2 separate regions of the Homo sapiens genome follow, and region 2 is linked to region 1. A link is an interaction called in ENCODE POLR2A ChIA-PET data of the cell type or tissue named here. Cell type or tissue: PC-3. All regions are shown on one strand. Each heading gives the region's core, and the rest is flanking DNA. Links, peaks and the distances in the headings are about the cores only. Region 1 overlaps ABCA13 (ATP binding cassette subfamily A member 13). Region 2 overlaps ABCA13 (ATP binding cassette subfamily A member 13).

The links. Peaks named below come from ENCODE experiments on the same cell type or tissue, not always from the same donor. Only the 100,000 strongest peaks of a DNase experiment are listed, where the experiment ranks them.
Region 2: POLR2A ChIA-PET joins it to region 1 with 9 read pairs; 2 of 35 experiments call an interaction of 5 or more read pairs at or near these places.

What each region holds. Positions count from the first base shown.
Region 1 is chr7:48,548,817-48,564,940 of GRCh38, forward strand. All of the region lies in intron 55 of ABCA13 (ATP binding cassette subfamily A member 13), which reads left to right. Among named protein-coding and RNA genes, the nearest start is that of LINC02838, 150 kb to the right of the region's middle. In PC-3, for the core only: no CTCF peak of the experiment used is centred there; no DNase peak of the experiment used is centred there.
Region 2 is chr7:48,630,779-48,646,902 of GRCh38, forward strand. It overlaps ABCA13 (ATP binding cassette subfamily A member 13), which reads left to right. Exons shown (of 62, transcript NM_152701.5): 60 at 12,510-12,615; 61 at 13,839-13,976; 62 at 14,639-16,124. The coding sequence ends at 14,734. Among named protein-coding and RNA genes, the nearest start is that of LINC02838, 70 kb to the right of the region's middle. In PC-3, for the core only: no CTCF peak of the experiment used is centred there; a DNase peak (open chromatin) is centred at 6,843; H3K27ac peaks cover 1,810 bases.

The DNA of each region.
Region 1 (16,124 bases), core at 4,222-12,221:
ACAGCTTCTATGTTCCCTACATGCTCCTTACACCTGGGGAGCTCTAATCCTGTCAGTGCCAGGCACAGGTGAGTCTACTGACTCACACAGGAAGGGAGGATTATTCTCAGCTTCTTTCTAAGATTGAAACTTGACTACATCTCTATTAAAATAGAGATGGGTGGTGGTTGCCTGGTAAACCTATAGCCAGACAACTCTAGCCTATTTAGGAGTCATTATTTTTTCTTTACTTTTTTTAAAAAAAATTTACTTTAAGTTCCAGGATACAAGTGCAGAATGTGCAGGTTTGTTACTTAGGTATACATATGCCGTGGTGGTTTGCTGCACCTATTAACCTGTCATCTAGGTTTTAGGCCTTGCATGCATTAGGTATTTGTCCTAATGCTTTCCCTCCCCTTGCCCTCTACCCGCCAACAGGCCCAGGTGTGTGTTGTTCCCCTCCCTGTGTCCATGTGTTCTCATTGTTCAACTTCCACTTATGAGTGAGAACATGTGGTGTTTGGTTTTCTGTTCCTTTATGAGTTTGCTGAGGATGATGGCTTCCAGCTTCATCCATGTCCCTGCAAAAGGACATGATCTCGTTCTTTTTTATGGCTGCATAGTATTCCATGGAGTACATGTACCACATTTTCTTTTTCCAGTCTATCATTGATGGGCATTTGGGTTGGTTCCATGTCTTTGCTACCATAAATAGTGTTGCAATAAACATACGTGTGCATGTGTCTTTATAGTAGAATGATTTATTTTCCTTTGGGTATATACCCAGTAATTGGATTGCTGGATCAAATGATATTTCTGGTTCTAGATCTTTGAGGAATCACCACACGTCTTCCACAATGGTTGAACAAATTTACATTCCCACAAACAGTATAAAAGCGATTTTATTTCTCCACAGCCTCACCAGCATGTATTGTTTCCTGACATTTTAATAATCACCATTCTGACTGACGTGAGATGGTATCTCATTGTGGTTTTGATTTACATTTCTCTAAGGATCAGTGATGTTGAGCTTCTTTCATGTTTGTTGGCCAGTTGAATGTCTTCTTTTGAGAAATGTCTGTTCATATCCTTTGCCCACTTTTTGATGGGATTGTTTGTTTCTTTCTTGTAAATTTGTTTAAGTTCCTTGAAAATTCTGGATATTAGACCTTTGTCAGGTGGGTAGATTGCAAAAATTTTCTCCCATTCTTTAGGTTCCCTGTTCAGTCTGATGCTAGTTTCTTTTGCTGTGCAGAAGCTCTTTAGTTTAATTAAACCGCATTTGTCAATTTTGAATTTTGTTGCCATTGCTTTTGGTGTTTTAGTCATGAAGTCTTCATAGGCAGATGAAGCATAGCTAACATTTCTGTCCTATGCTTACCACAAAGTAGCTGAATATTTATTTTTATAGAAAATTCTGCGTTTCATATATTTTCTTCTTTACCAAACTCTTTGAAGTCTCTATTTTTCTTTTTTTTGGAAATGGAGTCTCGCTCTGTTGCCCAGGCTGGATTGCAGTGGTGCGATGTCAGCTCATTGCAACCTCTCCCCAACCTGATTCAAATGATTCTCATGTCTCAGCCTCCAGAGTAGCTGGGAGTACAGGCGCCTGCCACCATACCTGGCTAATTTTTGTATTTTTAGTAGAGACGGGGTTTCATCATGTTGGCCAGGCTGGTTTTGAACTCCTGGCCTCAAGTGATCCGCCCCCCCTCAGCCTCCCAAAGTGCTGGGATTACAGGCGTGAGCCACCAAGCCTGGTCTCTACTTTCTTTTTTATCTTTGAGTAACAAATCTCTTAATTTATGTGTGTGTTGTTGTTTATTCTTCTTTTTTCAGTGGATGATGCCACTGGCTGAATAATACTGTGAATCCATCTATTTATCTATCTACGTACCTACATACCTATCTATCTCATCTATCTATCTTTTTAATCTATCCATCCGTCTGTCCATCCATCCGTCCATCCATCCATCCATCTGCTTGGCAGACCTGCACAGGTCATCCATGTTATGTCACCTCCCCACACTATCAGTGTGCACCAACTGTCATCCCAGGCAGATACTGTTTTTAATAATTTTACAGATAAGACTAATAGAGGCCAACTGAAAATTTTTTTTACCTTCCAGCTCTTTACTGAGCATTCTATTTTAGTCATATTTCTAAATATTTCAAGAATTATTTTTTCTCTCTTGACTTATTTATGAAAAAAATGGCATCCTACTTTTTAGAAATGCAATATCTAAATAAATCATTTTTTCTTTAAATATTGATGTATTTTTCTTTTAAATTAGTTTATCTGCATTGTTTCAGCTACCTGAATTTTCTGGAGTTTTTTGTTTGTTTTTGTATTGTTCATGTCATATATTTCCTTCAAATAGCTAATGTTTTGTGATTGTCTACTCCTACTTAATATGTGAGCATTAAAATCCTTAATGAAAACCCTTGGTATATGGCTAGGGCTTACTGACTGTTCACTATAGAGTGAGCTATCATTTTGATAGAATTTGGTGAGGCAATAAAAGTAAAATGTACATTTAAACTTCATCTTTAATTAGATGTCTAGATTAATTAAAACCACTTTTGCATTGCCACTATAATCCCATGTGATTATGTTGTATTCCTTTGAATTTTTCAAAAATTTGAATTTCCAGAATCAATAGTGAAATATTTTTGAGTTACAGACACATAAATCTAAGGATTATTAGATCTGTCCTTTTTCTCTTCAGTCTTGATAATGTTCTTTGATTTTAGATTTAGACTGCTTTTAGGTTATTACTTTATTATTTTTTCTTTTCAAATAAATTCGTATGTATTGCACTCTTTTTTTTTTTTAAGATATATGTCTGTTTTAATTTGTTTCTACTGACCACCAACTTTTTCATTCATTATAATAATGCTTAATTCCCAGTTTGGTAAAATTAATCTTAGTTGTGTTTTATTTTTGTAACAAAGGATGACTGCAGTGAGAGATTCCCTGTCCTGATTCCCTGACTACCAGAGAGTAGGTTTCAGCCTTCCCTTCTGAAAGACAAGAATGCACATGCCATTCTAAGGTCACACATTTTCTCACCAGACTCTGGGCATTATCCTACTGTCTTCTGACAGTCAGCATGCAATGGAGAGGTCCAAGGCAGCCTCACTTTGATTCTTGTTCAGATATTTACATGTTTTATGTTCTTTCCTCTGAAGTTAACCAAAAAAAGCAAGAAAACAAAACCCATTAAACTCCTTGTCAAATCATCAAGGCTTAGTAGTATTTTCATTTGTCCTTTTAGCCTTTATTCATAGTTTTGTTTTTAATTTAAGAAAATAATTTTGGTTTCCTTGCAGTCCTTACTAATTTTAACCTATTAACCTGTTGTTCTCATTCTGGAGGGCCTTAAAAAAAAAGTTACAATTTTATCTCAGACATTCCTTTCCTTGGGTTTTATGTTTCTATTTCATTGAGGCTGCTTCATCTTGCATTCTTCTGGAAATACCAGTGTCTTTCCTTAATATTCAGATACATGTTTTGCTGAATCTTAGAGATTTTGTTCCTTTTCCACTGTTTATTTTTAGAGGATGTTGTTTTACTCATCTAAGAAAATGTAAACTTTTTATTAAGTTGATGTTGATCAACAGCAATGGACAGTAGAATTCTCTCTGCTTACTTTGGTGGTGGTTGGATACAGAATTTGGACCTACAACATAGGTTGAATAGAAATGTATAGGTCTTAGTTCAGTCTTGGTTTTTAGCAAGGTTTTACTTTGTACTTCCTTTGTATTGTAGGAGCATTGTTCCTCACCTTTGTTGCCTTTTTTTTTTTTAGAAAAAAATATGTATTGACAAATTATAATTGTATATATTTACGGGGTACAAAGTAATGTTATGATTTAAGTTGTTTAATTTTTAATATTTGTTGGTACATAAGGGTTATATATATTTATGGGGTACATGAGATACTTTGATATAGGCGTACAGTGCATAATAATCACATCATGACAAATGGGGTATCTGCCCCCTCAAACACTTATCCTTTTTGTTATAACAATCCAATTATACTATTAGTTATTTTAAAATGTATAATTAAGTTATTATTGACTGTTATGCTATAAAATACTAGGTCTTATTCATTCTTTACAACTACTTCTTGTACCCATTAATCATCCCCACTTCCCTCCCTACACACCCACTACCCTCCCCAGCCTCTGGTAACTATCCTTCTATTCTCTTTCTCCATGAATTCAATTGTTTTAATTTTTAGCTCCCACAAATAAGTGAGAATATATGAAGTTTGTCTTTCTGTACTTGGTTTATTTCACTTAACACAATGACCACCAGTTCCATACATGTTGCAAATAATGGGATTCTCTTTTATGGCTGAATAGCACTCCACTGTGTATATGTGCCACATTTTCTTTATCTATTCATCTGCTGATGGACACTTAGGTTACTTCCAAATCTTACCTATTGTGAACAGTGCTGTGATAAATGTGGGAGTGCAGATATCCCTTTTACATGCTGATTTCCTTTCTTTTGGGTATATACCTAGGAGTGAGATTGCTAGGTCCTTTGGTAGCTCTATTTTTAGTTTTGAGGAACTTCCAAACTTTTCTCCATAGTGACTACCAATTTACATTCCTACTAACAGTGTATGAGGGTTCCCTTTTCTCTGCATCCTCTCTAGCATTTGTTGCTTGTTGCCTGTCTTTTGGATAAAAGCCATTTTAACTGGGGTGAGATATCTTTTTGTAGTTTTGGTTTGCATTTCTCTGATGATGAGTGATGTTGGGAACTTTTTCGTATACCTGTTTGTCATTTGTATGCCTTCTTTTGCAAAATGTCTATTCAGATTTTTTGCCCATTTTTAAATCAAATTATTAGATTTTTCCTGTATATCTGTTTGAACTTGTTATGTATTCTGGTTACTAATCCCTTTTCAGATGGATAGTTTGCAAATATTTTCTCCCATGCTTTGGGCTGTCTCTTCACTTTGTTGGTTATTTCTTTTCCAGTGCAGAAGTTTTTTAACTTGATGTGATCCCATTTGTCTGTTTTTGCTTTGGATCACTTGTGTTCGTGGGGTATTACTCAAGAAATTTTTGCCCAGACCAATGTCCTGGAGAGTTTTCCAAAGTAATAGTAATAGTAACTGTTCAAGTAATAGTTTCATATTTTGAGGTGTTAGATTTAATTCTTTCATTCGTTTGGTTTTACCTTTTTATATGATGAGAAAATAGGGGTCTAGTTTCATTCCTCTGCATATGGATATCCAGTTTTCCCAGAACCATTTATTGAAGACCATCTTCTTCTGAATGTATGTTCTTGACACCTTTGTCAAAAATGAATTTCCTATGGGTGTATGGATTTGTTTCTGGGATTTCTATTCTGTCGCATTGGCCTATGTGCCTGTTTTTATGCCAGTACCATGCTGTTTTGGTTACTATGGCTCTGTAGTATATTTTGAAGTCAGGTAAAGTGATTCCTCTAGTTTTGTTCTTTTTGCTTAGGATAGCTTTGTCTATTTTGGGTCTTTTGTGGTTTCATATAAATTTTAGGGTTGTTTTCTCTATTTCTGTAAGAATGCCATTGGTATTTTGATAGGGATTGTATTGAATCTGTAGATTGTTTTGGGAAATATGGATATTCTAACAATATTGATTCTTCCAATTCATGAATATGGAATATCTTTCCATTTTTTTATTCCTTCTTTGATTTCTTTCACCAATGTTTTGCCATTTTTATTGTAGAGATCTCTCACTTCTTTGGTTGGGTTAATTTCTAGATATTTAATCTTATTTGTGGTTATATTAAATGGGATTACTTTCTTGATTTCTTTTTCAGATTGTTCACTGTTGTCATGTAGAAATGCTACTGATTTTTGTATGTTGATTTTGTATCTTGAAACTTTAATTTGTTTATCAGTTCTAGTAGTTTTTTGTGCTAGAGTGTTTAGATTTTTTTCAAATATAAGATAATATTATCTGCAGCAAGGATAATTTGAGTTCTTCCTTTCTAGTGTGGATGCCCTTTATTATTATTATTTATTATTATTATTATTATTATTATTTGATTGCTCTGGCTAGAAGTTCCAGTACTATGTTAAATAACAGTGGTGAAGGTGTCCTTGTTGTGTTTTAGATCTTAGAGGAAAGGCTTTCAGGTTTTCCCTCATTCAGTGTGATACTAGCTGTGGGTCTGTTGTATATGACTTTTATTATGTTAAGGGATGTTCCCCAGTTTTTTGAGGGTTTTTAATCATAAAGGGATGTTGAATTTACTGAATACTTTTTCAGTATCAATTGAAATGATTATATGGTGTTTATCCTTCATTCTGTTGTTATGATGTATCACATTGATTGATTTGTATATGTTGAAACATCCTTACATCCCTAGGATAAATTTCACTTGGTCATGATGAATGATCTTTTTAATTCATTGTTGAATTCAGTTTGCTTGTATGTTGTTGAGGATTTTTGCATCAACATTCATCAGAGATATTGGCACATAGTTTTCTTTTTTTGATATATTGTCTGATGTGGGTATTAAGGTAATACTGGCCTCATAGATTGAGTTTGGAAGTAGTCTCTCCTCTTCTACTTTTCAGAATAGTTTGAGTAGGATTGGTATTAATTTGTTAAACATTTGGTAGAATTCAGCAGTGAAATCATTGGGTCCCAGGCTTTATTTTTTGCTGGGATATTTTATTATGGCTTCAATCTTGTTACTTGTTATTCACATGTTCAGATTTTGAATTTCTTCATGGTTCAATCTTGGTAGGTTGTATGTGTCTAGGAATTTATCCATTTCCTCTAGATTTTCCATTTATGGGCATATAGTAGCCACTAATGATCCTTTGAATTGCTGTGGTATCAGTTGTAATTTCTCCTTTTTCATCTCTGATTTTATTTATTTAGGTTTTCCCTCTTTTTTTCTCAGTCTGGCTACAGGTTTGTCAATTTTATTTATCTTTTCAAAAAACAAATTTTTATTTTATTGATCGTTTATATTATTTTCTTTATTTCACATTCATTTATTTCTGTTTTAATCTTTATTTATTTTTTACCAATTTTGGGTTTGGTTTGCTCTTGCTTTTCTAGTTCTTTAATATGATTATTAGGTTCTTTATTTGACATTTTTCTTCTTTTTTGTTGTAGCCATTTATAGCTATAAATTTTCTTCTTGGTACTGCTTTTGCTGTATTTCATAGATTTTGGTATGTTGTGCTCTCATTAGCATTTAAATAAATTTTTCAATTTCTTTCTTAATTTCTTTACTAATCTACTGGTTATTTGTGATCATATTGTTTAATTTCCATGTGTCTCTGTAATTTCCAAAATTCTTCTTGTTCTTGATTTCTAGCTTTATTCTCTTGTGGTCAGGGAAGATATTTGTTATTATTTCAAAGTTTTTGAATCTTTTAAGATTTGTTTTGTGATCTCATGTATGTTCTTTCCTTGACAGTGATCTACGTGCTGAGAAGGAGAATATATATTCTGAAGCTGTGGAGGGAAAGGTTCTGCAGTATCTGTTAGATCCATTTGTTCTATAGTACAGATTAAGTCCAATGTTTCTTTGTTGATTTTCTGTTTATAATATCTGTTCAGTGCTGCAAGTGGGGCATTGAAGTCCCCAGGTATTGTTATATTGAGGTCTATCTCTCTCTTTATCTCTCATAATATTTGCTTTATATATCTGAGTGCTCCTGTGTTGGGTACATAAATATTTACAATTGTTTTACCTTCTTGCTGAATTGACCCTTTTATCGTGATGTAATGACCTTCTTTGTCTCTTCTTATGGATTTTGTCTTGAAATCCATTTTGTCTGATATAAATATAGCTACTCATGCTACATTTTGGTTTCCATTTGCATGGAATATAGTTTTTCCATCCCTTTATTTTCAGTCTATGTGTATTTTTATAGGAAAAATGTATTTCTTGTAGGCAGCAGATCATTGAGTCTTGTACATTTTTTTTCATTTGGCCACTCTGTTTTTTGATTGGAGAGTTTTGTCAACTTACACTCAATATTATTGATAAAAAAGGATTTACTCCTGCTATGTTATTGTTTTCTGTTTGTTTTGGCATCTTCTCATCTTTCTTTTATTCCTTTATTGAAGATGATTTTCTCTGGTTGTATGATTTAATTTTCTGCTTTTTATTTTGTTGTTTATCTGTTGTATGTTCATTGATTTGAGTTACCGTGAAGCTTGCAAATACTATTGTATAACCCACTATTTTAAATTGATGACAACTTAACAGTGATTGCATAAACAAACAGGCAAAAGGAAACTACTAAAAACTCTAGGTTTTAATCTTGTCCTCCAGCTTCTTAACTTTTTTTGTTTCTCTTTAAGTTTTTTGTACTATCTATGTCTTCAAAAGTTATTGTAGTTATTATTTTTGATTGGGTTCATCACTTAGTCTTTCTACTTGATAAGAGTAGTTTACACACCACAATTACAGTATTATAATATTCTGTATTTTTCTGTGTGCTCACTATTACCAGTGAGCTTTACACTTTCAGATAATTTCTTATTGCTCATGAACAACCTTTTCTTTCAGATTGAACAAATGTTTTTAGCATTTCTTGTAGGACAGGTCTGTTATTGATGAAATCATTCGGCTTTTCTTTGACTGGGAAAGTCTTTTTTTTTCCCTTCATGTTTGATAGATATTTTCACTGGATATACTCTTGTAGGATAAAAGTTTTTTCTATCAACACTTTAAATATGTCTTGCCATTCCCTTTTTGCCTGTAAGGTTTCCACTGAAAGTCTGCTGCCAGACATATTGGAGCTTCATTGTATGTTATTTGTTTCCTTTCTCTTGCTGCTTTTAGAATCCTTTTTTTATTCTTGACCTTTGGGAGTTTGATTATTAAATGGCTCAGAGTAGTCTTCTTTTGGTTAAATCTGCTTGGTGTTCTATTTGTTTGGTGCAAAAGTAATCACGGTTTTTGACATTAAAAGTAATTACTTTTGGCAATTAAAAGTAATTACCACAATTACATTTGCACCAACGTAATATAACCTTCTTGTACTTAAATGTTGATATCCTTCTCTCAGTTTGGTAAGTTCTCTGATATTATCCCTTTGAATAAACTTCCTGCCTCTATCTCTTTCTCTTCCTCCACTTTAAGGTCAATAACTCTTAGATTTGCCCTTTCGAGGCTATTTTCTAAATCTTATATGCGTGCTTCATTCTTGTCTGTTCTTTGTTCTTTTGCCTCCTCTGACTGTATTTTTAAGTAGCCTGTCTTCAAGCTCATCAATTCTTTCTTCTGCTTGATCAATTATACTGTTAAGAGGCTCTGATGCATTCTTTAGTATGTCAATTGTACCTTCCCCTTCCTTCCTTCCTTCCTTTCTCCATCCCTCCCTCCCTCCCTCCCTCCCTTCCTCCCTTCCTTCCTTCCTCTCTCTCTCCCTTTCACTTTCTCTTTCCCTTTCTCTTTCTCTCTTTTTTCTTTTTCTTTTTTTTTTTTTGACAGAGTCTCAGTCTATCACCCAGGCTGGAGTGCAGTGGTGCAATCTTGGCTCACTGCCTCACCCTGTCACCCAGGTTGGAGTGCAATGGCGCAATCTTGGCTCACTGCAACCTCTGCTTCCCAGGTTCAAGTGACTCTCCTGCCTCAGCCTCCCGAGTAACTGGGATTACAGGTGCACACCACCACGCCTGGCTAATTTTTGTATTTTTTAGTCAAGATGGGGTTTCACCATGTTGCCCAGGCTGGTCTTGAACTCCTGACCTCAGGTGATCTACCTGCCTTGGCCTCCCAAAGTGCTGGGATTACAGACATGAGCCACTGCACCCAGGAATCAAATGTATTTTTCGACTCTAGAATTACTTCTTGATTCTTTTGATTTTTTCAATCTCTTTATTAAATTTATCTGATAGAATTCTGAATTCCTTCTCTATGTTATCTTGAATTTCTTTGAGTTTCCTCAAAACGGCTATTTTGAATTATCTATGTGAAAGGTCACATATCTCTGTTTCTCCAGGATTGATCCTGCCTTAGCTCATTTGGTGAGGTCATGTTTTCCTGGATGGCCTTGATGTTCAGAGATGTTTGTCAGTGTCTGGACGTTGAAGAGTTAAGTATTTATTTTAGTGTTTACAGTCTGGGCTTGTTTGTGCCCATATTTTTGGGGAAGGCTGGGCTACTGTCATAGTGGCAGCCTTTTTGCTTTCTTCTTTGGCCCCCTCTCAGCTGCTAATGTCTATCTAACTACCTAACATAACCACTACCTGCCTACCACCTATGTTCACTCAAGGCCCTAGGGCTCTACAATCAGCAGGTGGAGAAACCAGCCATGTTTGTGTCATTCCCTTCAGGGGGTGAGTTCCCCCAGGCCCTGGCTGGACCCAGAGAAGCTGTCTGGGATCCAGGGATTAGAGTCAAGTATCTTAGAAATCTACCTGGTACTCTATTTTGCTGCGGCTAAGCTGGCTGTCAAACCACAAGTCAGAATCCTTCCCTCCTTTTCCTCCCTTTTGACTGTCAGAGGAGCCTCTCTCAGTGGCCACCATCACTACTGGCTCACAGGGAGTTCTTCAAGGCCAACGCTGATGTCCCTTTAAAGCCCAAGAATCAGCTTGTGATAAATGCTGCCAGGCCTGTGACTCACCCTTCAAGGCAGTGGGCTCCCTTCTGGTCCAAGACAGGTCCAGAAATAATGTCCAAGAGCCTAGGCTTGGACTCTGATACCCTAAGAGCTCACTCAGGTACCATAAGCGCTCCACCCCACTATGGCTGAGCTGGTACATAAGATTCAAGACAAAGTCATCTTTCCTTTGCCCTCTGCCCTTCTCAAGCAGAAAGATTATTTTATCATAGCCACTACAGCTAGGAATGTGCTGGATCTCTCCTGAAGCCAACACAACTCAGTCTCATCCAAGGCCCATGGCATATTACCTGGGTATCACTGCCAGTTATTCAGGACTCAAAAGTTCTTTCGTCATCGAGTGATGAGTCCTGCCACGACTGGGGCCTTCCTTTCAAGGCAGCGGGTTCCCTTCTGGCTGAAGTTATTCTAGAAATGTCATCCCGGAGCAAAGGCCTAGATTGGAGGCCTCATGAATTTGCCTGGTGCCCTATTTGATTGTGGCTGAGCTGTTAAAAGTCCTGTTTATTTTTTCTCTCCTCTCTAACAGAAGGAAGGAGTCACTTTCATTGCCACCAGCTATGCTGCCTTGGGTTGAGGGAAGGGTGGTGCAAGAACTTCCTTAGCTGACCCCACTGGTGTCTCCCTAGGTCACATGCCACCCTAGTCCACTGGCTGTAATCCCAGCCTAGAATTAGGATTTGCCTGGGAATTTTAGTCCTTGTGTTCTAGGCTCCCTTTCAAGTTTACCTAGGACCCTAGAGCCCTTTAGCCAGAGATGGTAAGGCTTGCTGAAACTCAGGTTCCAACTGCTGGGATGGATGACTCCCCTCCAGCTAGGGCTGGTCCAAATGCTACCTCCATGTGTGGGCACTGACTGAGCCCTGCATGATTTTGCTCTCTGCTGTGACAGGGCAGCATTTAGTTCAGTGCCAAGTCCCCCAGTCACTGTGCTCTTCCTCCCCCAAGTGCACAGATTCCCTCTCCACACCATACAGCTGCTGCAGGGGTATGGGGGAGGGATGTAATCAGCGATTTATGACTGTCTCTCCCACCCTCTTCAGTGCCTCTTTTAGTGATATGAAGTTAAAACCAGGTACTGTAATTGCTCACCTAATTTTTGGTTCTTATGATGGTGCTTTTTTTGTGTGTAGTTAGTTGTTAAAATTTGGTGTTTCTGCAGGAGGGACAATCAGTAGAGGCTTCCATTCTACCATCTTGTTCCACCTCTATTGTGATTTTTGATGAGAATATGGAATAACTAAATTAAGCTGATTAGCATACCCATTACTTCAAATATTTTAACTTTTGTGTGATAAGCATATTAGACGGTTACTTTCTAGCAATATTGAAATGTACAGTACTCAGTTATTAGCTGTATTTAGCATGTTGTGCAATAGATCTCAAAATAAAATCAGATTTATTTATTCTATCTAATTGAGCCTTTGTATGCTTTGACTATTATCTTCTGATTCTCTTCACCATTCAGTCTTTGGTAATCATGATTCTACTGTCTGTTTCTGTGATTTCAGTTGTTTTAGATTCCACATGTTAGTGACAATATGTGGTATTTGTTTTTCTGTATTTGACTTATTTCCCATAACATAATGTTCTCTAATTCTGTCCATATCATCACAAATGACATAATTTCTTCCTTTTTAAGGGCTGAATAGTATTCCATTGTATGTATATGTATATATATGTATGTATGTATGCATATATATTTTTTCTTTATTCATTTTCTTTATTTATCCATCCCTTGATGGACATGCAGGTTGATTCCATAACTTAGCTATTGTGAATAGCGCTGCAATGAACATGGGACTACAGCTAACTCTTCAACATAATGATTTCAAATCTTTCAGTTAAATACCCAGAATCAGAATTGCTGGGTCAAATAATATTATATTTTTAGTTTTTTTGAGTGATCTTTATACTTTCTCTTTCATAATGTTTATACTAATACACTTTCCTATCAATAGCATGTAAGGGTTCCCTTTTCTCCACATCCTCACCAACACTTGTCTTTTCTCTTTTTGATAACAGATTTAACAAATGTAAAGCGATATCTCATTGTGTTTTTAATTTGCATCTCCCTAATGATTAGAAATGTTGAACATTTCTTCATGTATCTGTTAGCTATTCAGATGTCTTATTTTTAGAAATGTGTTTCTTGCCCATTACTTAATTAGATTATTGGTTTTCTTTCTGAGAAAGTTTGTTTGAATTTCTTATATATTTTGGATATTAATAGCTTATCAGATATATGGCTTACAAATATTTTCTCCCAATCCATAGATTGTCTCTTCACTGCTGTTTTCTTTGATGTGCAGTAGCTTTTTATTTTGATATAATCCCGTTTGTCTTTGTTTCTATTGCTTGAGTTTTTGGAGTCAAGTCTAAAAAATCATTGCCCAGACCAAAGTCATGTAGTTTTTTCTCCTATGTTTTTTTTTCCTACGAATGTTATAGATTTGGGTCTTATGTTTCAATCTGTAATCTATTTTGAATTGAGTTTTGGATATCGCATAAGATAAGTGTCCAATTTCATTCTTTTGCAGGCTGTCTTTTCTGAAAGCTTTCTGAATAAGTGTAGAACATGAAAACAGGCCCCGTCTCATAAGCAGCCCCCAGTGTTTGAGGAGCAAAGTGCCCTGTCTTCTGGTTGGAAAGCTTCCTTCCTCTGTGAGCCGGGGTTCAGAGGACATATGCATATGTATGGGGGGGGAGGTGGATACAAAGTTTGCCTGCCTTTTTTTTCTTCATATATTCTCTCTTTATGATTTGAATCCTTATTATGATCTGAGCTGCAGTTGTGATAGTTTTTGGTTGTTTTAGTGCCACTCTTCACTTCTGTCTTGTAACTATTAAGACACCTTCTAATGTTATTATTATACTGCTTTTTTGTGGGCTGAGTTTTTAATTCTATGGGCATTTTAGGGAAATATTAGAAATGTCATTCCTTAATGACATCTAAGGTTGGAAGTTAGAGCTTTGGTTTTGAATAATAAATCCGATAAGATAAAGTGTGAATCACCATGGGCAAAAACTCTTCTTTTCTTCAGATATCTAGGCAAGGGACCATGGGGAATGAAACAAAGAGAAGAGCTGAGGAGTTAAAGAAGCAGAAATGACATATGCAAACATAGATTGGGTACCATAGAACCTAACTCTTGACCAGGGCCAGTGAAAAAAATAGAATCAAATATAATTCTGAAGTAGAGATGTTTGAGTCAGGATTTTCTGAAGAGTGACATGTTAATAAGCAACAGAGAACATGAAAAAGGAACCACTGGGGGACTAGATGCTGTCTTTACTTTTAGATGTTATTATTTTATTTTTTGGTGTTTGTTACATGTTCAAAGGTACATATGCATCCTGAAACTGAAAGGCATAAAGTTGTGATTTTGATATAATTTGTTACCTGTGAATACGGTAGATGGTTGCCAAAATTATGTAGCATAAATAATATAAACATGTGGTATCATCCTCTGTAATGATACTAATATGTTGTGATTTCCAAAAAGAATGATGATGCCTTATAGCTTTGAGTTATTACATATATGTATGTGTGTATATATATATATATGTCTGTGTATCTACATATATATATTATGTGTGTATATATATTTATATATATGTCTTGTGATATTGCTTTAGCATTTGCATTTGGCATGATCATTTAAAATATTTTTAAATATGCAATGCATGGCCATGGTATAAATATCCAGGCTATAAAAAGGTACAGTCAAGGTGTGTCAAAGTCACTGAAAGGTATAGTTTTCCCCAGTCATGCAGCATTTCTCTTCACAGATTTCTTGTTTAGTTTTGTGTACCTTCTATGTGTAGATTTGTGTTACAGTGAGAAGGAGTTGTTCTTCAGCACATTCTTTCCAATTTCTAAATAATAATTGGTCATTGTTTGCTCATCTGTGAGGTCAGTTTGGGTTATTTATATTTCCTGAAGAAAGAGAGGGTTAAAGGCTAGGGTGGAAAAGTATTGGGTACCTAGTCGGAGTAGGGAAATGTGTCATTAAGGTTCTCCCTTGCTCCTCCCATGATGAGGTCTCAGCAGAGATGATGAAGGACTCAGATAAAGAGATAAGAATGAAGTCACCTGGGCTAGAAATGCCAATACATGTAAGAGCATGCCTGGCCAAAGGAGCCTGAGACCTTGACTGGGACTTCTCTCAGAGACTTCAGTGTGTTGGCTGTGCACCAAGTCTCATAGAGGAAGGGCAACTTTCCCCCATGAGGCCTGTCAGGTACAGATTTTGTAATGGCCTGTGGTCAGGCCTGAAAAGTTGCATAAGTCTTTAATTGGAAGCAAGACTCCTCAAATCCCCCCACCCCAATCATGTTTAATTATATCCGTGTATGGTCTAGCTTTTGTTGTTTTTGTTTACTGCTTGTGTGTGTGTGTGTGTGTGTGTGTGTGTGTGTGTGTGTGTGTGTTTTGCATGGCCTCATCTTTCTTCCTATAATTTGGAGGATTTCTAGCCTGTGTTTAGCTTCTGTGGTTTCCTCTACAAATATAACTCTATATAATGCTTGGTTTCCTACTTCTTTACAGGGACTATATTAACTCTTCAGTATAAACAATAGCAAAGTTATTTAGTATATTCCTAACTCCACATGTCATCTCCTCTCTTTCTTTTTAAATAGATCTCCTTTCATCTTTTTCCCTCTAGCTTTTTTCTTTTGGGAAAGCATCATGGCATGAGACTAGAAGTGAGACTTGGACCCACAGCCAGAGGTTCTGGGTGCAACACATCTCTCAGATCTAATCTAGCACATTGATTTGGTCCAATGTAACTGTCATATATGGTCCTGAATTCTGTCCCCTTTAAATCTGTAAAATAATAATAACCTCAATTTATCCATGTCTTTTTTTTTTTGAGGTAAAATACATTAGAATCTCTGAAAGACACTGACAGATTTAAAGAATGGTATAAAACTGAGGCATTATCATCTTATGGCTACTGGTTATCAACAGCTTATTAACAAAAAAATGAAGCTCTTTTTTCTGATAGCTGTAGTTTCAACTTTTTTTTTAATAATAATGATTCTTAGTGTATTTTGACACATAATATGGTAAAGTAACCTGTGCTCACATAGGAATTTGTTTTTAATATCACTTTAGGAAAATAAAAATCTTAGTAAGTTTACCTTCCCTTGCTTAAATATCTAAAAATATCAGCCAGGTAGAGAATAGTTGTACTAACATTCTCAATCTATCAATATCTTGTAAATAGTAAAGTTTTGGTATTTCTTTATATAAAAATTTCTTATATAATTAAAAAGTTAAATAGATTAGAAAATACGTTAGAAAAATTTGAAATACTAAAGTTTAAAAACCTCCCTGACAATATCTATTATGGAATTAATAATGCATTTAAAATTTTTGAATCTACATATATTTGGAAAATAATACAAATATGTGTAAGCTATATTACAGACAATTGTTATGTGAATTAGTGGCTCTCATATTTACTATCCGGAATCTGTAAAATTTAACAGTGACTTGCTTGATCTCTAACACTAACTTTGTGGAAG
Region 2 (16,124 bases), core at 3,832-11,831, 82 kb after region 1:
ATAGGCATTCCCATTTCTCCACAGCCTTGCCAGCATCTGTTTTTTTTTTTTCTTTTTAATAATAGCCATCCTGACTCGTGTGAAATAGTATTTCACTGTGGGTTTGATTTGCACTTCTCTGTTGATTAGTGATGATGAGTATTTTTTTCATATGTTTGTTGGCTGCTTATAGATCTTCTTTTGAGAAGTGTCTCTTCTTGTCTTTTGCCCATTTTTTTAATGGGGTTATTTGTTTTTTGCTTGTTAAGTTCCTTATAGATTCTGTATATTAGACCTTTGTTGGGTGCATAGTTTGGAAATATTTTCTCTCATTCTGTGGGTTGTCTTTTTATTTTTAACTCTGTTGATAGTTTCTTTTGCTTTGCAAAAGCCCTTCAGTTTACTTAGGTCTCACTTGTCAGTTTTTATTTTTGTTGGAATTGCTTTTGAGGACTTAGTCATAAATTCTTTGTCAAGGCTGATGTCCAGAATGATATTTCCTAGATTTTCTTCTATGATTTTTTTAGTTTGTAGTGTTATATTTAAGTCTTTAATCCATTTTAATTTTTATACATGGTGAAAGATGGGGGTCCAGTTTCATTCTTTTGCATGTGGCTAGCCTCTTATCCCAGCACTATTTATTAAATAGGTAGTCCTTTCCCCATTGTTTATTTTTGTCAGCTTTGCTAAAGATTAGATAGTTGTAGGTGTACAATTTTATTTCTGGATTCTGTATTCTTTTCCATTGGTCTATGTGTCTGTTTTTGTACCAGTACCATGATGTTTTGGTTATTGTAGCCTTATAGCATAGTTTGAATTCAGATAATGTAATGGCTCCAGCTTTGTTCTTTTTTATTAAGATTGCTTTAACTATTGGAGCTTTTTCTTTCTTTTTGTTTTTTTGGTTCCATATGAGTTTTAGAATAGTTTTTTTTTAATTCTATGAATAATGATATTGGAATTTTGATAGGAATTACATTGAATCTGTAGATTGCTTTTAGAAATGTGGTCATTTTTATGGTGTTGATTCTTCTAATCCATAAGCATGGGATGTATTTCCATTTATTTGTGCCATATATGATTTCTTTCATTAGCATTTGTAATTTTCTTTGTAGAGATCCTTCACTTCCCTGGCTAAGTATATTCCTAGGTATTTTGTGTTTTTGCAGCTTTGTGAAGGGAATTGAGTTCTTGATTTGATTCTCAGCTTGGTTGTTGTTAGTGTATAGCAGTGCTACTGATTTGTGCACATTGATTTTGTAAACTGAGACTTTACTGAATTCATTTATCAAGTCCAGGAGTCTTCTGGAGGAGTCTTTAGTGTTTTCTAGTTACACATTCATATCATTGGCAAACAGAGATAGATTTACTTCCTCTTTTCTGATTTGAATGCTCTTTACTTTTTTCTCTTGCCTGATTGCTTTGGCTAGGACTTCTGGCTGCCTAAGTCTCTGTAGGTCTAGAAGTACTTGTTTTATGAGTCTGGGTGCTCTTTGGCCATTTTTATATTGGTTTATTTGTCTTTATTATTGAGTTGAGATCTATATCTATATCTATCTTCTGGATGCCAATTTCTTATCAGTTGAATTTTTCCCATTTTATGGGCTGTCTTTTCACACTTTGGGTATTGCCCTTGAAAGCACAAACATGTTTAATTTTGATGATACTTAATTAATCTTTTTTTCTTTTGTTGTTTGTGGTTTTCGTGTCATATCCAAGGATTCATTGCCAAATCCGAGGTCATGAAGATTTACCCCCAGATTTTTTTCTAAATGTTTTATAGTTTTAGCACTTACATTTAAGTCTTCGATTCATCTTTAGTAATTCTTTTTTGTATTAACTGTGTGTGAGGTAGGGTCCCAACTTCATTTATTTGCATGTGGTACTCACAATAGGATATACCTGTAGATCAGTGAAATAGAATTAAGAGTCCAGGAGTAAACCCTGGGCTTTATGGTCAACTGATTTTTGCAAGGGTGCTAAGAACATTTGATGTTGAAAAGACTATTCAGACATTTGGTGTATGTGCTTGGCTGAGGAGCCAATGGGGTGGATAGGATTTTCAAATCGTGTTTTCAATAAGTAGTGCTAGGAGAACTGGACAGTCACATGCAAAAGTATGAAGCTGGGCCCCTACCTCTCACACAGTTAATACAAAAAAATTACTGAAGGTGAATGAATGACTTAAATGTAAATGCTAAAACTGTAAAACTCTTAGAAGAAAACATAGGGATAAATCTTCATGACCTTGAAACTGTCAGTGGATTCTCAGATATGACACCAAAAACACAACAAACAACAAAAGACAAAAAGTAAATTAATTGTCATCAACATTAAACATGTTTATGCTTTAAATGACACTATCAAAAGTGTGAAAAGATAACAGAATAGGAAAAATTTACCTGATAAGAAATTGGCATCCAGAAGATAGATAGCTGTAGATATATATCTCAACTCAATAATAAAAAGATAAATAAACAAATATGGAATGACCAAAGGCACTCAAATTCATAAAACAAGTACTTCTAGAACTATGAAAAGACTTAGGCAGCCACATAATAATACTGGGGGACTTCAACACCCCACTGACAGCATTAGACAGATAATTGAGGCAGAAAGCTAACAAAGAAATTCTAGACTTAACTTTGACACTTGACAAATTGGACCTAATAGGCATCCACAGACTACTTTACCCATCAACCACAGAATGTACATTATTCTCATCTGCTCATGAAACATACTCTCAAATCAACCACATGCTCAGCCATAAAGCCAGTCTCAATAAATTCAAAAAATTGAAATCTTGAACCACAATGGAATATAAAAAATAAAAATTAGGCTGGGTGCGGTAGCTCACCCCTGTAATCCCAGCATTTTCGGAGGCCAAGGTGGATGGATCTCTTGAGGCAAGGAGTTTGAGACCAGCCTGGCCAACGTGGTGAAACTCTTTCTCTACTAAAAAAAAAAAAAAAAATACAAAAATTAGCTAGGTGTGGTGGCACGCACCTATAATCCCAGCTACTTGGGAGGTTGAGGCAGGAGAATCACCTTAACCTGGGAGACAGAAATTGCAGTGAGCCAAGATTGCACTGCTGCACTCCACTCTGGGTGACAGAGTGAGTGAGACACTTCTCTTTCATAGATAGGTAGATAGATACATAGATAGATAGATACATAGATAGATAGATAGATAGATAGATAGATAGATAGATAGATAGATAGATGACAGAGAGATGTAAATAAAATAAAAATCAATACCAAGATTTCTCAAAACCACACAATTACATGGAAATTAAACAACTTGCTCCTGAATGACTTCTGGGTAAACAAAAAAATTAATGACTTTTGAATGATAAACAAACTGCATTTCTAGAATAAATCTCACTTGATCATGATGTATAATTTTTTTCAATATTATTGGATTTAATTTTCTAGTATTGTGTTGAGGATTTTTGTGTTCATATTCTTAAGAGACATTGGTCTGTAATGTTCCTTTCTTTTGAGATTGCGTGTGTGTGATGTCTTTGGTTTTGGTATTGTGGTAACACTGGCCTCAAAGAGTGAGGTGGAAAGTGTTCCTCCACTTCTATTTTTTAAACACGTTTGTGAAAAATTGGTATTATTTCTTAAAACATTTGGTTTACCAGTAAAACCATCAAGGATGGCTTGTTTTTGTAAGGTCAGCAGTAATGCTTTCTCTTTCATTTCTGATACTAGTAATTTGAATCATCTCTCTTTTTTTCTTGGTCAATTATGCTAAATATTTATCACATTTGTTGATTTTTTTTCATAGCCATATTCCATATGGCATTCCAAACTTCCACAATCAACTTTAGTTTCATTTTTCTCTATTGTTTTTATATTCTTGATTTTATCAATGTCCACTCCAACTTTATTATTTCCTGTCTTCTTGCTTTAGGTTTAGTTTGCTTTTCTTTTTCCAGTTTCTTAAGGTATACAGTTGAGTATTATTTTGTAATTTTTCTTACATGTTAATGGAAGTATTATTACTATAAATGTTTCTCCAAGCACTGCTTTAGCTACGTCTCATAAGCTTTGGAATGTTGTCCCTTCATTTTCATTCATCTCAAAGTATTTTATAAAGTAACTTGGGATTGCTTCTGCCTCGTTGTTTTACCCACACGCAGCTGGTAAGATTCACTCATTGCTGTATTGTTTTCAACAATATCATGGGCATAAATTGTTCTACATATAAATCTCATAAAATTTAGGCTGTGTTAAAGGACTCCTTCCTGAGATCAGTGTTTGAGATTTGTTTTAATCACAAATTTGCCACTGGGAGGGCTCCTTCCAGTGGTCTCCCTGGTTCTCTCTGGTAAATTAGACAGCCTGTAGTTTAGCCTGTATCTCCGATGAATCTATCAATCTCCCAATTGCCTTTCACCACAGGTTCCAGTTATTAAGAACACCCTTATGGTTGAACTTCTCCACATTTTGTTGCCAAAAAAAAAAAAAAAAAACCTAAAAACTAAAACAACAAAACAGTCCCTTTGGGGATAGATTAGCAGTTATCTGTTTATGGCTTGCTTCTTTAGAGGCAAGGAAACATATATGAGCCACATTTCTGGAGCTAGAAATGGGAGCAACATCATGTTTCTTTCTGAATGACCCTCCCACTTTAGGAGCTGAACACTCATGGGAGAGGGAGGACAGTGACCTCAGATTCTCTCAGCTTGCTTCTCCCATGTGGAAACCCCACACCATGATATGAGGCAAGAACAAGGGGGACCCCAATATTCTCGGCAATGCTGTTCTTAATTTAAAGCCTCTGTCTAATGAGCCTTTGTCTAATGAGGTAGAGCTGGGTAAAAAAAGGGCACCATCACCTCTCATCTGTACTCACTGGCAGCTTAACCTCATGAACATGTAGCTGGGGCCAGAATGAGAGGGGAAGACAGCTCACTTACAGAGAGCTAAGGTGGGAGAGAGCCCTGTGTTCTTGGATGCAGCAGGCTGGAGTGGAGTTTCCATTTCCCTGAGCTGGGAGGTAGCAGAAGAGTAGATCTTGTTTTAAATGCCACAGACTATTACTGTTCTTACTCAGTTTTAGTAGACTTTCTTGAATAACTATATTTTTTATCTTGCTGTATACAGAAAAATAGCATTTTGGAGACTTTACTGTTTTTTAAAAAATAGTTTTCAGCAGTCTTACTGGGAAATGAGTCTGCAGAACTCCTCATACTGTCCTGATGGAAGCCTTGGCTAAATGCTTTCAAAGACATCTATTTATATCTATTTCATGCTGGTATTGTACCTGCACCTAAAGTGACTGTGCCCGTAAAATAGGGAGTCTAGTTCTATTGTTTTTGAGTCCAATTTTAACATCCATATTGACTTTTTACAGCCCCTGCTTTCTTCTCATTATTGTAAATATTTATAGTATTAATTTTATTGTGTACAGAGGCATATTTGAATGATTAAAAGGCAAGCACCAGCCTTTTGAGAAGACTTTATCAATCACTCTAGCACAACTGTTCACAAAGCAAGGAGTCAGCCGCCTCCCATATAGGCATCCCCCAACCATAACGTGGAGAAGCAGATCCCAGTTAGTACTTTCTATGTTATAGCTCCTCTAGTTTGTAATTAGTGTTTGAAAGGATCCAGAGTAACATGGAAAAGATTCACTGTCTTGATTCACTTTCATAACTCAGCTGTCACTTGGGTCTTTCCTGCCCATGGGAGATTTAGGAAAATGTGCCTGATTTCATGCCAGGGAGTCCAGGACCCTTGTCTCAAGGGTTCTATGAACTCCTGGTGAGTCAGAGGCCTGTGTGCCCTGCCCTGTTTTTGAGCCTGTGCAGTCCTGCCTGGGCATGTGCTCCAGTGCCTGGGGAGCCAGCCACATTATCACCCCCGCCACCATACACCCAAATGTATCAATAATTCCATGAATTTAGTAATTTTCCAACATTTTTGAATGTGGGCCTGAAGAGAGAAGTAATTGTGAATCCCTGGGCTGTCCGTCCACCTGGCCCCTCCCTGCATCCTCAGCTGTTTCCCCTCTTGTGCCCCTGGCTGCCAGGGTGCTGTCATTACTCAGGCATCCAGTTGGAAAGTTCCAGGCACATTTCGGCCCAGAGTCACTTACCCAGAGCCTGGCTTATCAAAGCCTTTTCTTAACAATGGGAGGGAGGTTGAATCTTAAAGCAATTCTTCTCTGTTAAGGCAATTATGCATTTTTTCTTATTATTACATTATTTATTTAAGGGCTGTATTACATGGGATCTGACTGGAGACGATAGAGGTTATTTGCAAAGCCTTTGAAAATGAACTCAGAAGAAGTTTAATCCACTCTCCCAAGGGAACCATGTCCCTACAAAAACTTAAAACTGCAGCAAAACAGAATAGAGAGGGTTTGCTTGTGTGCCTGCAGCAGAGCACCCCCTTCCTTATGTAAACACTTACAAAGCTGCCATCTTTGCACAGATGGTGGCTGAGTGGGGTGCTGGCTTTGAAGGCTCCCTGTTTTAATACTGGTGTTTTCCTCCTCAGGTCTCACGCACGAAGTACTGTAAGCTTCTCTATGGGCAGCACTCATCAAGCCAGAAAGTAGCTTGCCATGGCTTCTTCTATGGGGTGTTTTCTTTATTATGTTCATAAAGCAAAAAAAAAAAAAAAAAAAAAAAAACAGAGAGAGAAAGAAAAGAAAATCAGAAGACAATGACTACTTTAGCTCTCTTGGCCTCTCAAGGTGACTGGTGTGAGAATAGCTTGGTGGCTAAGGACAGAAAAAAAAATCTTTTGTTTATCTAGACTCTAGGGTATTTCTGAAATGAAGGGAAATGTTCAGAGACCATTAAAAATGCAAGAGGCCACATAAGGGGCTGAGTCATATAGCTGTCACCTCACCACCTTGGAAACAAAACGCTCTATCATGTTTGTTTAGCTGGTGACAATGATATAATGCTGGAGATGAGGCTATGTATTTTTTTTTATCCCACTGACTTGGCTATTGTTCCTTACTTTAAAATGATCCCCTTTGGTTACTCTAAAGAACAAAGGAAAAAAACAATAGATATGCATTTTGCTGTTTAGTTAAGAAGGAAATATTGTTTTCATTACACCAAAGTCTGACAAGGAATTTAATTCACTCATTACTCCATTAAATATGAACTGGGCATCTGCAGGGGTGTTAGAGTCAGTGGCAGAAGGGTTTATGTGTCCTGTATTCTTGGAGCTCTACTGTAACAACTGATGGCATTGAAGGATGCACCATACACCTGCATGTACACAGGAAGGGCTTTCACAGCCAGAATAGGGCCTTGCACAAGTGAGCACTGAATTAGTACTGAATGGATGGAGGAAAGGAGATCTGGTTGTGGGTAGCATGAAGGATACTCTTAGATGCGAAGTCAGAGAGGAAGGCACTCGTTACATCATGGAGAGCCTCATGGACAAGCTGAAGAGTTTGATATTGAGTCAGAGTCTTTCAGACATGAAGCTGACATGGCCTCCGGAGTTCTGAGACAGTTCTGTTGGCCTTTCCTGGAGGTGACGTTGACCCAACCACTTTAATTTGGATCTATGAATGGTGGAGTCATTTAAGAAAGTGACACATCCAGCCACAGAGAGCAGTGTTTATGGAGTGATGTGTATTAACATGAATCAAGCTTCTTTTTTATTGTGAAGCTGTCATGTCCCTATACGATCTCGTCTTTAAACTCAGAAGTGTATTGAGGCTGTTTTCAAAGAGGTTTTCTTCTCCAGGAGGAATGTGAGTGCCAGCTGCCAAACACTGTTTTGTTGTTGTTGTTATTTGTCAAAGGCTCTCTTTATGTTAATACCTTGGGTCTGTAATCCTCACAGCCATTCTGATTTGCATATGCAATGATTGGAAAATGATCCAAATCAAACTTAACTGAAGTTGAAATAATAAAGGTGCTTGCAGTGAAGGGACATGGTTGTGAGGTAAGCCCCATGGTCTCAGCTCTGCTAGTTAATAAGCTGAGTGACAAAGAAAAAATCTCCTGATCTCTTTGGGCCTCAAATTTTTGCATTTTATAGAGAGGAATTGGTATCCATTCTAGTCCATGTACAGGTGTGATAAGAGTAAAATGAAATTATTGATGTGAAAGTATTAATATAAAGGATATAAGAGCATTAACGATTAGATGAGATCCTGCTTCAGGCTGGAGTTTTGAGGTTAATTACTCAGCTGGAACTGTAACTCCCTCCATTCCCTTGGAGTTGTGTGACCCAAACAAGTTATGTAGCTTCTCTGAGATCCACCTCGCTTCTGTAAATCAGAGGCAGAGATAGCAGCATCAGTATTTTGTGGGGATTAATTGGGATAATGTGTTTGGTGCCTCACTCACAGAGGATACAGGACAGAGCTCATGTCCTCAGTCTTCTCTTTTGGTTTCCTTTTCTTTCCAGTGGGTAATCATGAGGACTGAGATTACAATGAGGAAGTTTCTATTAATAATACAGAGATGCCAGCTACACATCAAGTGCTCACATAAATGTTTGCATCCCGCTGTTTGCTCAGCCACCCTTCCTCAGTGCCATCCTCTCCTCCTCTTCATGCATCCAAAGGAAACCTATTACAATTCAGTAGCTGAGGACAGATCACTGGAATTTGGTACTTTGTTGAGGCACCAACCCATGAGGAGTGGGGTGTGGTGTGGTAAGGCAGGAAGATGAGAATTAGGGACCAATGTAGTCTGAGGCAGCGGGGACCCCATATTCCACAGTCAGTGCTGTAACACTTGTGCTGGATGAGAGCTTAACGTGAGACCACGGGAGGCCTGGTCCCCCTCCGCTCTCTGCTCTTGCCCTGTGGTGGATGAGGGAGAAGTCATCTTTAAAGGTATTTCCTACTCAGATATGTGTAGGGAATAGCACATGTATGGGGTTGTGGATGTGAGTGTGAATAGACTCCTCGTGGGGCAGATGATGGAAATCAGTGGGCATATATCTATAAACACATAATACAAATATTACATATTTTACAAATCCTGTTATTTTCTAAAGTCTAAGATTAGTTTCTATACCAAGAAGAATTTTATGCGTTTAATTTTTAGAGGCAATGTGACAAAAAGTTCCTAAATAAATGATTTTTAAAATCAGAAACTGAAATACAGTCGTAGAGTATGAGACATTAGTATGTTCCTTTAATTCTCTTAGAAGCCATGTATATTTTTTCTTTCTAATGATAAAGTTTTATGTGCTCATTATTTTAGAATTCAAAATAGTATAAAGAATAAAACCTAATGGTTATGCGATTATTTCTTGTCCGGATAACATTCCAGAATTTATTTCAGTCTGACTGTAAATATGTGCAAACATACTTACATCATTAATGTAATACTGAGTCTATGATTTTCTATTTTGCACTTAATATTATATAATAGCCATTTTCTCTTCATTAAATATTATTTGTAGAGATTTTTAATAGTTGAGGCTGAAATCAATGTATTTGTTATAAATTATGACTTTTAATTTGGGGGGAAGGACTTTTATAAGGGGAGCCTTAAGCTCAGGAATGCAAAGCTTCATAGGCACTTGGTATAACTTGACAAGTGATTTTTCAGAAATGTCTCTGCAGGTGCATTGCCACCTCTTTTGTTCTGCTCTTGAAGTGTCTGACTTTCAAAATATATGTGTGTATGTTTTTTCTTCCTCTCATGTATTATTCCTGCTTCTGTTTTAGCATTAATTAATATATTACATTTAATGTTTGTGGTTCCAAAATGTTGTACCTCAAAAAATTGTAGAATATTTCTTGTAAGCACCTTTACCTACAGATAATGCCATTTATTTATCTCTATTTAATCACCGATTATACAAATAATGTGGACATAACGTATTATCTAGAAATGTTAGATCAATGAGTGAACATAGAAATAAATGACTCCTTGGCTATTTTGCAACATTTTATTCTGTGGAAGTATGAAAATCAAATAAATCCTTCAGGGAATTTAGATTATTGACATAACTGTGTATGTTATAGATAGAAATGAAAAAGTCAAGCTAATATTAATTAGATATTTACATCATAATGAATTTAATAATCTTCGAAGAGTGTCTAAATTGTTGAAGGTGCCATGCTTTTATAATTTTACGTTTAGAAGTCTTCTTAACTATTAACTGTTCTAGAGAGATCCTGAGTAACCTATTTCAACCTATCTCCTATCTGTTTCAGGCATATTTTCTCTAGAGTGTTTCTATTTTGGAAGACTGGTAGAATTTACTTTTTGTTTAATTTCTGTGTAATTTTTCTTTTTTCGTAATTCATGTTCTTCACAGTAAAGTTGGAATTCTTTTAGTTCAAACGAAATTTTAATTTGAAAGAATTTTAATTATTAATGTGCATATGTGCTTATAGAGAATTTATTAGATAATTACTGGAATTTAGCATGAATTTTTCAAAAGTCATTAGCAAAATATACTTAAAGGGCTGCAGTTTCTACTAATGGTAAAAATGGATCCTAATATGCATAAGAACATACAGCCATCTCTGTGCCACTGTCTCCTCATACCATTGTATTTTTATATAATGCTTCCTATTCATGTTTGAATTGTTTTATCTGCTTTTATCTAAGTTCTCCAAATAAATAGTGGCCTTCTTCACTCCAAGAAGAACATTCTTCTGTTCTGGTCATATTCTGAATAGATCCTAAATTTCACTGCTTATTTATCTACTTAGTTACACAGTGCCAGACATTGTTCCAAGTAATTTGCAAGGATTAATTCAGTCAGTCCTCTCACAACCTTATTAGGCAGATACTATAATTAATCTATTTGCTAGATGAGGCAACTGAGGTTAGAAAATTTACCAGACTTTCCAGGGTCAAACAACTGGTACGTGGAGGAGCTGGATTCAGTAGTGCAAACACTACATTTTGTCATGCCATCAGAATCATTAATAAACATGAGACCAGAAACACATCTCCATGCAACACATCCCCTCTGCCCTGGAACATAATGTTATGCCCAGACACAGCTGAGAGCTCTCCCAGGAGCATTTACAAAGCTCCAGTGACATGGTGCTTCACCTTGGGAAGCCCCTTCAACCACCTAGGCCTCAATCCCTTCTTTTCATGAAACGTGGACATATAGACCCACTTTGGGGGATTTGGTGAAGACACAATGGGTTGATCGTGTTATTCAGCAGCATAGCTTGTAACATACTGCTGAGAAGGGGGATGGCCACAGAATATATACCTCTTGTACCAACCCAATGTGTTGGCCTTTAACAATTCTGAGAGATAGCCAAATAGAAATGTTAGAGAGGTGCATGTCCGTATGCTTTTATGTATATTTTGTCAGTGTCCTCACCAACCTCTCAGCCATGTGAAGATTAGAAACCATTAACTCGAATGATGGGAGGCTACTGTGGCCATGCACAGACCTCAGAGGGAAGTGACATCTGACAGCCTGAAATTAAGACAAGAGGACAGAAAAACAGAACACCAGGGCAAAGAGCTCCATGGGTGCTCACAAGGGTGATCTATGTCACTGAAACAAGGTCACATTGTCTTGGGTCCCCTGTCTTTACCAGACAGACTTGAAAAATAATTTGACCATAAATCTGTTAGGGATCAGCCTCATTTAGGGGAAATTTACTTAAGTGTAACACATTTTCCCCCAGCAATGCTTTGTAAATGAGATGAGTATGATTGCTAAGACTGGGCATGCCATTTCATTCATTAAACTAATATTTACCAGTGCTAGGTACTAGGTACTCATACTGTGCTTGGTACTTAGAAAAGATGCTTCAGTGAACAAAATGGACAGAGATTTTAGTCATCAGAGTATATTCATGTATTTCTGATTTTTTTTGGGATGCTATGATGTGCCCAACACCACCTGAGATAAGGGAGTAGAATAATTCATATAGTTTTTGGAGGACCCCTACATTCCTGGAGATTGCTATTTGAGGTTACCTTAGGGTATGAGTATGAGCTCATGTCTTGCTGATGGGACACCAGTGGAACTACTGTCTATAACTCTACAATGTGAGGAACAGAGCCCCTTAGGCAGGAGACTTCCTTTGCAGTCATAGGGCCTGTCCACCTAGGCTGGGTTGAAGTACAATTGGGATAACTTTTTTATATAACAAACAAACAAGTGCCTGGTAATTACATATGCAATCCCTTTCATCTTTTCCCAGCCAAATTTTAATCAGTACAGACCTTGAAGCAATAAGGCCAGCAATCATGCTTCCCAGGGCCAGTTTCCAGCCCAGCTTCCCACTTCCACTAGCTCAGGACTTTGCTTTCACCGTTTGCATTTTCACCTTCCCTCTTTTATTGACTGGGTGTTGATTCTGGGACTTGCTGATAATTTTTTTAAGGTAATTCAGTGTCTGTGTCAATATAAATGGAAAACAACTAACTGTATAATTGACTTACAATTAATTTCTGTGTCTTATATTGAGAATCCAAACTCCCAACAATTTGGAGTAATTACTTCCTTTTTCTCCCTCTGTGTGAAAATGGACTTAGAATTTACTCATCTTAGGTCAATATGATAATAATCATGTTTCTATTTTATTTAACTCTCAGGTTTGGTGATGGTTATACAGTCAAAGTTTGGCTCTGTAAGGAAGCAAATCAACATTGCACTGTTTCTGACCACTTGAAGCTTTATTTTCCAGGAATTCAGTTCAAGGTAGTGCTAATATCTTGTATTATTTCTTTGTTTTCAGCTAAAAAAAAATAATAAATGTACCTGTCTTTTTTTGTTTTTATTCTATGCTGTTATAAGATACTACTTGTTACCTTAGCCACATTGCAAAGTATAGGCCCTGCCTCCCTACCAAAAATAGCATGGATAGCTGATATTGCTTGACCACTCTGAAGAGTGACAAGCCTGCTTAATTGCTTCCTGGATTGGCCAGAGCAGCCTGTGATTACATATCACGCCTCTTATCTGTGGGCACAGGTCCATTGCATAACTCATCTTGTTCAGCATAGAAGATTGCAAAAGCTAATCTCTTCCATATATTTGCTGTAGGGTTTATAGGCTTGATGGTTTCAGCATTGCTTCACAGAAATAGCCCTATGCTTGAGATCACAATCCTCTATAAACTTGCTGTCATCAAGTATGGTCACTGAACCAGCAGCATCTTCATTGCCTGGGACCTGTTAGACATGCAGAATCACAGGCCCCAACCTATTGAATGGGAATCTGCATTTTAACAAGGTGACCCGGAGATTCCTATGAACACTGAAGTTTGAGAAGCACTGTCTAAAAATCTCTTGGATAACTGTGGGATGCTAGTTTATTATAACTTCTAGGAGGCTGTAGTCCATAAAGTAGTTATGTTCTATTTATTTCAACAACTGTCATTTAGTGAAATCCTACTATGCAAGAAGCATGCTGTGTGAGACTGTCATTCATGCTCAATTATGACTCTGAGTCACCCTATAAAACAGACATAATTATCTCCATTGGCATACATGAAGACAAGGATCAGAGGTTTAAATATCTTCCCAAGTGTTGCTCAGCTAATGATGAGAATAGTGAGAGATAAGCCCAAGTCCCAGTGTAAAACTCAGGGCCCTTCCATCCGTCTCTGTTAGGCCATGTTAAATTCCTACATTTCAAATATCTTTGGGCATCTTATGATTCCTTAAACAGGGCTTCCCCATGCTGTTGCAAGGTTAGAGCATATCAGGGGGCAGAACAGCAATGCCACTCAGTTGAACGTTGTTTGTCAAATATACCCCATGAAAAATTGTCATCAATAAGCATTCATTGGAGACTCACAAAATTAAGTGTAGGTTGAGAAAACGTAACTGAATTTTTTTGCCAATTAAATGTAGTATGATCAATTTTGTTTAATAATGCTAGTTATATGATACTTTTTTTTTTTTTTTTTTTGCTTTTAGGGACAGCACCTGAATTTATTAGAATATCATGTGCCAAAAAGATGGGGATGCCTAGCTGACTTGTTCAAAGTTATAGAGAACAATAAAACCTTCTTGAATATTAAGCATTATTCCATTAACCAAACCACTTTGGAGCAGGTATAGTATCTTGAATGATTCAGGAGGTTGAATTTTGGTCTGTTCATCAGACCTAATGTAGCCAATTTTAAAATTAATCGAATTGCTTCAATTCACCACTTTATTCAATTCATCTTGTTAAATTTTATAAAATTATGATAAGGATGGTGAGTGTCAGAAAGTTTGTTTACTGTATACCCTTCTACTTAAGATAGATATTCAGTAGAGTTTCAATTTGTTCATATTATTTTGGGCATTTAACTAATTAAATCATGTCACGTTAACCTTCCTATCTCCACCTTACTCAGCCCCACAAGACTTTTCGGGGGGGCTTCACTGTAATCAAATGATAGCTAACTTCTGGGGAAACAAAAAGCGTTTCATTTACTAAGAGTACCAGGAATATAAAAATACATCACGACATATTTCTAAAACCAGGCTTAAGGTATTGAGAACTTCTAGGTGATTTATTATTATAATTGTCTAGAAATATGAATGTTCTTAGAGTTGTGTCCTCAATGGATTTATATATTTATGTGATTTGGGAGGGAATGGTATGAATTAATGATCTGTGGTTTTTAGGGCAAGTTGGCCAGTGTTCTGAGACAATGTCTCCTTTCTAATAAGTGAGACCAAAGGGTTGTATTCTTATAAGTAAACAACATTTTTATGGTTTTTTTCAGGTATTTATTAATTTTGCTTCTGAGCAGCAGCAAACTCTACAATCTACTCTTGATCCATCCACTGACAGTCACCACACACATCACTTGCCCATCTGAGCACTAAAGAAGTTTCCATAAGGAATAAAACCTTGTCTTCCATTACAATTAACAGTCAAGGATAAAACAAGCACGCGCACAATCAAGGAGCTGGAACACACTCTCCAGGCCGTCAAATTATTCTCTTGTTCATTTTCTATTTTGAATCTCCTTGTTAGTTAATAACCACCAAATGGAAAGGTCATTCTTTCTGCAGACTTTTGGGGAGCTCCTCCAAAACATTTGTTCTCTTTACCATGCCAGATGGACACCAGCTTCTTTGTGACAAAGGCATGAATGATTTGACAGTGTCCAAACTGAGACATTCTGGAGCTGGAAAGCCTGTCACACTAGAGTGTGTGTGACATGTCCACTCTAAACATGTCACTTTTCTGTTAAGAAAACTGAGCCCCCTCCCCACAGGTTAAAAAACTTTAGTAACTTGTTTGTATAGAAAATAGTAACAAGGACTATTTTCTATTGTTGTCATCTATTTACTAGATACATGTTTTTAATGATTTTAATGTAAGCTTTTATTAATACTGATGACATTATATGGTATGATATGAAAAAATCACCAATTTTTTACATATAAAAGATACCTTTTTAAAAAAATAGGTTTTAAGAGCTCTTTTAGTATACACTTTAGCAAAATTAATTAAATTGAACTAGTTACTCTGTATCAATTACAGTAGTTCTACCAGAATCTCCCAGGTTATAATTTATGAGGGTAGAGAAATAAAATGTAGATGCATTTTCTTTTTCTTCATTTGGATGAATAATTACTGTTTTTTGTTATTCTAAGTCAGTGTTTTTCAAAGCGTAGTGGTCCCCATATTAGCTGCATTGCCATCTTCTGGGAGCTTGCAAGAAATGTACATTCTCAGGATCCACTCCAGACCTATTGAATCTCAAATTCTGGGGCTTAAACAAGCACATTCCAAGTTAAGAACCAATGACCTAAGGGAATGTCTGGTTACCTCCTAGTTATACAAGCAAAATCTGCATAGTATGTAGTCTTTTTTATTTATTTATTTTTTTTTTTTGAGGCGGAGTCTCGCTCTGTCACCCAGGCTGGAGTGCAGTGGCGCGATGTCGGCTCACTGCAAGCTCCGCCTCCTGGGTTCACGCCATTCTCCTGCCTCAGCCTCCCCAGCAGCTGGGACTACAGGCACACATCGCCACACCCGGCTAATTTTTAGTATTTTTAGTAGAGACGGGGTTTCACCGTGTTAGCCAGGATGGTCTCTATCTCCTGACCTTGTGATCCGCCCCCCTCCACCTCCCAAAGTGCTGGGATTACAGGCGTGAGCCACCGTGTCCGGCCGTAGTTTATTTTAAAATATATTTTTAAAAGCTTTGTAAAAATTATGTCATTCTCAGAATTGTTGTCTTCAAAGCATTGTCAGAT